Linked DNA regions of Homo sapiens: region 1 is linked to region 2. A link is a contact called in ENCODE Hi-C or POLR2A ChIA-PET data. All regions are on one chromosome and are shown on one strand. Each heading gives the region's core, a stretch centred on a gene start or an enhancer-like site at or near the end of the contact. The rest is flanking DNA. Distances are from core to core; before and after follow the strand shown. Region 1 overlaps SLC24A3 (solute carrier family 24 member 3). Region 2 has its middle 140 kb from the start of SLC24A3.

What was found. Hi-C counts contacts between places; a loop is a spot of excess contacts on that map. ChIA-PET counts read pairs that join two places held with the same protein, here RNA polymerase II (POLR2A).
Region 1: a map with no recorded cell type shows a loop between it and region 2 (4-fold over the local background). The contact joins two enhancer-like sites. A Hi-C loop is called at or near these places in 1 of 37 single-sample maps with no recorded cell type. POLR2A ChIA-PET finds 5 or more read pairs at or near these places in 1 of 52 experiments (BJ).

Annotation. Positions count from the first base shown.
Region 1 is chr20:19,258,142-19,260,841 of GRCh38, forward strand. The region is part of intron 1 of SLC24A3 (solute carrier family 24 member 3); the gene reads left to right. All of the region lies in intron 5 of SLC24A3-AS1 (SLC24A3 antisense RNA 1), which reads right to left. Among named protein-coding and RNA genes, the nearest start is that of SLC24A3-AS1, 25 kb to the right of the region's middle. RefSeq lists an enhancer at 1,071-1,160. Within about 2 kb of position 1,335, at least 4 of the 41 ENCODE cell types and tissues checked have a DNase peak (open chromatin) inside an H3K27ac peak, as active enhancers do.
Region 2 is chr20:19,073,967-19,076,666 of GRCh38, forward strand. No RefSeq gene overlaps it. Among named protein-coding and RNA genes, the nearest start is that of SLC24A3, 140 kb to the right of the region's middle. Within about 2 kb of position 1,430, at least 4 of the 41 ENCODE cell types and tissues checked have a DNase peak (open chromatin) inside an H3K27ac peak, as active enhancers do.

The sequences.
Region 1 (2,700 bases), core at 85-2,584, 180 kb after region 2:
GTAAACAGCTGATAGAAGCACCGCCATCCTGGGGAGGCCCAGCTGCAAGCTCCTGGAGGCGGGCACCTTTGCTGCCTCTGCCCTCACAGCTCTTCTTCCCACCCCATGAGCTCTTCTTCCCCATTCCAGGCTTTGGGCAAAGGCAAGGGGAAGAGAGCTTTTGGTAAAAGCCACTCTGAACATTTTTCCAGAAAACTGGGCAAAAGCAAACTTCTTTGGGTACTGGGCATCTTTTTAGATGATAATTAGAAATACAGAGGAATAGTAATAAACTATAATGATGGTGGGGTGCCGTGGCTCACGCCTGTAATCCTAGCACTTTGGGAGGCTGAGGTGGGCGGATCACGAGGTCAGCAGTTCGAGACCAGCCTCACCAATATGGTGAAACCCTGTCTCTAATAAAAATACAAAATTAGCTGGTTGTGGTGCACGTGCCCATAATCCCGGCTACTCGGGAGGCTGAGGCGGAAGAATCACTTGAATCCAGGAGGCGGAAGTTGCAGTGAGCTGAGATCGCGCCACTGCACTCCAGCCTGGGTGACAGAGTGAGACTCTGTCTCCAAATAAAAGAAAGAAACTATAATGATGAGGCAGATATAAAAGTGAACATTTTCCTGTGGCTTTTCCACCAAGCACTGGCTTTTCAGAGAACTCCAGAGAACAAGCAGCAGACAGGCAGCTTGTGCAGGGTCGATCAAGCACAAGATAAGGCCAGTGTCTTCAGGAATCAGAGTGGTTTGTGAGACACTTAAGCAAATTGCATTCAGGCCCTATCTCCTTCTGGCAATAATTCACCAGAGAAATGAGCCATTTCACTAGAAGATTTCCATTTTAATATTAGCACAGGGACAAGCCTTGTTTCACAATTAAATTAGAGCCAGGTAAGTTTTCTAGTAATAGTGATATCTCGAGGAAGGATTGAAAATAGAGCTGCTCAGAGATAATTTGCTTCTGAGCCAAGTTATTTCATGGATCTCCCAGGAGGACATCTTGCTGGTATGGCTTTGCTACTGAGGGGAAGCCCTCCAAGCCCCTCTGATGAAAAGATAAGTCACACTGCAGGTCTAAGAGGAAATGAAACGAGTGTGCAGCTTGAGAGACAGCGAGGTGCTGGGACACTCTGACTCCACCGTACAGATGTCTCAGGAGCAAAGGACCCAGCATGCAGGAGCTTTCCTTCTGGAATGGGCTGCTTCCGTCCGCCTGACACCTCTAGGATGTTGTCTTGTCAACAGTAGATGTTTGTCATATGCTTGGCCATGTGTTGGCACCATGTCACTCTGCTGGTGACAGTTCAGGACCAGAGGCCTTTAATCATAGTAGAAACAGTCTCAGAAGTGGAGCACTGCTGAGTGGCAGCGACACCTGAAGATTGGCGACCAGGCAAGGTGATGTGACCACAGTGGCCACATGGCAGCCAGTCATGGCCACCCCTGGAGGGGTTCATGGAACACATCGAGCTTGACCGCAGCCCTTGCTGTTGCATTGATCTTTCTTCTTATCACCCTCAGATACTACAAGAGGGTGTTATCAATATTAATGTACCACTGAGATATTGGAAACATTGTTTCTCCCCCAACATTATATATGAAAATGTTCAACCATACAGAAACATCAAAACAATTAGACGGTGAACATTCAGATACCCACCACCAGGATTTCACCATTAACATTTCACTCTATTTATAGTTTTTTCCCCCTGTGCTATGGGAAAATCTCTTTTTAATGTTTCTATCATGTTTTCCTTTTAACAAAGTAGGTCTCTCCCTCCCATGTCTCAGATGGAAACATTGAGGGGAAGATCATGCCAAATACATAGCATGTTAGTGAAGCCAAAGAAAAAGAATCCGTATGCCCTGAGATTAAGGTAGCAAAATATTAAGGGAAGGTCTCTGGAGTGGGATCTGGAAGGTGGATACCAGGCCCAGCTCTGCTGCTGCACAGCCTGTGAACCTGAGGTGATCAACTTCATCATTGTTATTTTTTCTTTTTCTCTTTTTTCCCATTATATTCAAGATCACCTCTATTCTGCCAGGATGGTCCTAAGGCTGACATTGGGCTAATTGTTGCCTGCAGTCTAGTCCTATGCAGAGATAACAGGTAGCCTGCGACCTTTGGCAAGTTGCTGGACTCGATTCTGAGCTATTGATTTCTTCTTTTGGAAGTGAGGATAACAACACCCAGCTCTCAAAGCTGTTGTAAGGTTAAGTAAGGTGTTGAGATGCAAAAAGAAAGTACTCAAAACCATGCCCGGAATGAGGTCAGCATACTCAGCATGGCAAATATTATGACTCCTAGTACACATATTCCCTTGCCAGTGTCCAGCACATAATCTCCCTGAGGGTAAGGTAAGCACTGCTGAAGTTAGAGCTGTGTTGTATTTAGAAATAATAATAGTAGCAAGAGCAGCAGTTATTGTAAAGTAAAACTGAACTGAAAATGAAAGAACTCGAGATACAATTTCTCAGTTCACAACATGTGCATCCTCTGCATGAATTTGTGAAAAGAACTGCTGCACTTGTCTCTATAGAAGAGCGTGTTTGGTTTACTGCTTCCCAAAAAAGATTGAGGCTATGAGACTGCTGTCCTCCTCTGCCACCCTTTGCAGAAGGCCTGCGAGGCATCATTGCTGTAGGCATCATTCTCAGTATGAGATGTGGTTACTGGAGCTCTGCCTTCCCAAGTTAGGTAACCCCCTCC
Region 2 (2,700 bases), core at 180-2,679:
CAGTCATGCTAATTGTGACAGCGTGAGACCTCTGTCAAATTACTGTGGTGCCTGTGCTCTGGGGAACATTGCCTTTTGAGCTGTAAAATGTCTTCTTTTACAGTAATGAACATCTTTTAGCAGCATAAGAATGCACCAGGGGGTTCCCAAGAAAATGGAATAGGTGGTTTCTCATGGGTAGGTTGCCCTACCCTCAACTTGATCTAATTATAAAATGATTGGATTTTCCTTAGATAATGGAGATGATGAGGAAAATCTACTTCATATTATGAGCCAGAGCTTCAGACTGTGGCAGTTTGTTCGTCCTTGGGCAATTGTGGTTGAGTAGCTAATTGAACAGCTTTGGGCTTTGAGAAATAGCCATACGCCTTTATCTCCTTCTCAATTTTCTCATCCTTTTATGTTTATTAACCTCTAAGCATGGTTGTTCCATCATGAATAAGAAAATTCTGAATCTTTGTTTTCCTTCTCCAGAAGGGATTTCTATCTGCAGTGGAGTGAGCCCAAGTTTACCACCAGGGACTAACTGGCAGAGATTCCTGGAGCACCTGCATGATGTGGGGGGCTTGTTGGCATTTGAGTCAGGAGGAAGTGGAGATCTGAGGCTTCTCAGAGTGAGCTTCAAAGAGTCAGAGAAAAGGTTAAAAGTCCTGTAGTCTTATTTATGTGAGACCTCACAACTAAGGTGACCCTTTAAACTTCCCATGGAATTACTGGCATGAACAACTTGCTACATTACTTTGGAATTATATCCTAGATATTTTAGAAAAATGTCCAAGCAATGCACGACATTGAAAACTGCTTATTTCCAACCATTCGTTGCTCAGTCACCAAGTGCTGGCCATTGCCTAGATCCTGGGAGAAGCGGAATGTTTGTTGGTTAAGAGCGTGGAGTTAGACTACTTGGTTGTGGTCTGTGTAGGGTGCAGGGCAATGGGAATATTTGAGAAAAACCTTAAGTTTATTTCTACAGTCAGAAATGTGTTCCTCCATTGGAAATCACTTCATATTTTTAGAGGAAGTGAGAGAGATGTGGAAAGTGTAGATAGAAAATTTTAGTATGATTGATTGCTAAAAAAAATTCCCCCGGAAAGCTATTTCAAGTAGAAAATGGTGTTATGTGGTCAGGTTGGGGCAAGAAAAAAATGAAATACACCAAGATTCTGAAGAGAGCAGAACATGAAAGATGAGCCATGATTCTTTGTAGCAATATCACGTGCTGGAAGCGTCCTGTTGTGGTCACTTTGTCCTTTGTGTTAACTCCACATCCCCCTGCACTTCCTGTCCCCTCCCACAGTTGCCCAACTCGGAAGCCCTCAGACAGGTCTCCGTGTCTGTCAGCAGCTCTGCCCTCAGGGCTGAGTGGCACCTTGCAGCACTGGCTGGATCCTGAGCAGTTCCTTCCTGTCAGCTGTTGGCAAATGCTGCCTTTTGAGCAGGACTCACCTTCCTGCAGCGTGGGAACTGGGGGTGGTGTCACCAACTGTTGGACTGTGACAACTGGCATGGCTAAGAGTATAGAAAGTATCTCCTACCCTGTCCTGCTCTGCCCTTCAAGCCCGGGCACTTCTTCCATTCTCCATTGTCCAAGGTCAAAGGAAGGGCTGGTTGACTCTCAGCAGTGGGATTCCCTGCCTGCCTGGGTACCCTCCCCAGCCCAGCTTCCTTCTAGGAGGTTGGAAACAGGCCCCGGCGAGCCTGGTGCCATGTCTTCATGGGAGTTGCTTACGTGGTACACCAAGCCCAGGTATAAGAGAGGGACCAGAAATGTCAACTGTTTTCTCGGTCCAGGATTTCTCCTTTGCAATGCCTGGAAGGATTTTTTTATTTTATTCTTTACTCTTTCTATTGAGACGTAACATGCATAAAATGCCTAAAATGCACTTAGGAGTGTACGGTCCTTCTACACCTGTATAAATAGCACCCAGATCAAGATTTGGAATCCTACTAGTATTCCAGAAGGTTCCTTATTTTCCTCTTTCAGTCAATAACTCCGCAGGCAACTACCATTCTGACCTCTATTTTCATCAGTTAGTTTTTCCTGTTTTTGTCATCGTATGAATGGAATCATGCCATATATACCCTTTTGTGTCTGGCTTCTGTGCTACTATGAACACTCTTGTATATCCTTTTGTATAGCATGGACTCTTTCTCTTGGGTGCATGCTAAGAGTAGAATCACTGGGCTATAGGTCCGAATGATGTATTTTGATTATGTTAACTTAAGCATGTGCGAGTTGGCACAACAAATAACACAGCTATAAATAAAAGTAGCTATGAATAAATTATAAGTGAGTGCCCCAGCTTTCAATCAACCACACTACCAAATGGAAGCATATTCATGTCATGTCAGGGAAAGGTGATGGCTACTGATTGCCTGGCTTTGAATCTTTGCTCTGCCACTTCCCTGCTCTGCCACTGGGAAAGGCCACGTCAGCCCACTATGCCTGAGTTTCCTCATCTGTAAAATGCTGATACTATGGCAGTACCTATTTCCTAGCAGCAGGAGTGCCTATTTGACACCCAGAGATTATTTCAACACGTCCTCCTCTATAGAACAAAATGATTCAATACTAACTGCATAGTAATACAAAAAATAACAAATTTCTTTATGTGTTCATTAGTTATGAAGAATTTTTTTTTTGAGATGGAGTCTCTTTCTGTCACCCAGGCTGGAGTGCAGTGGTGCTATCTCGGCTCA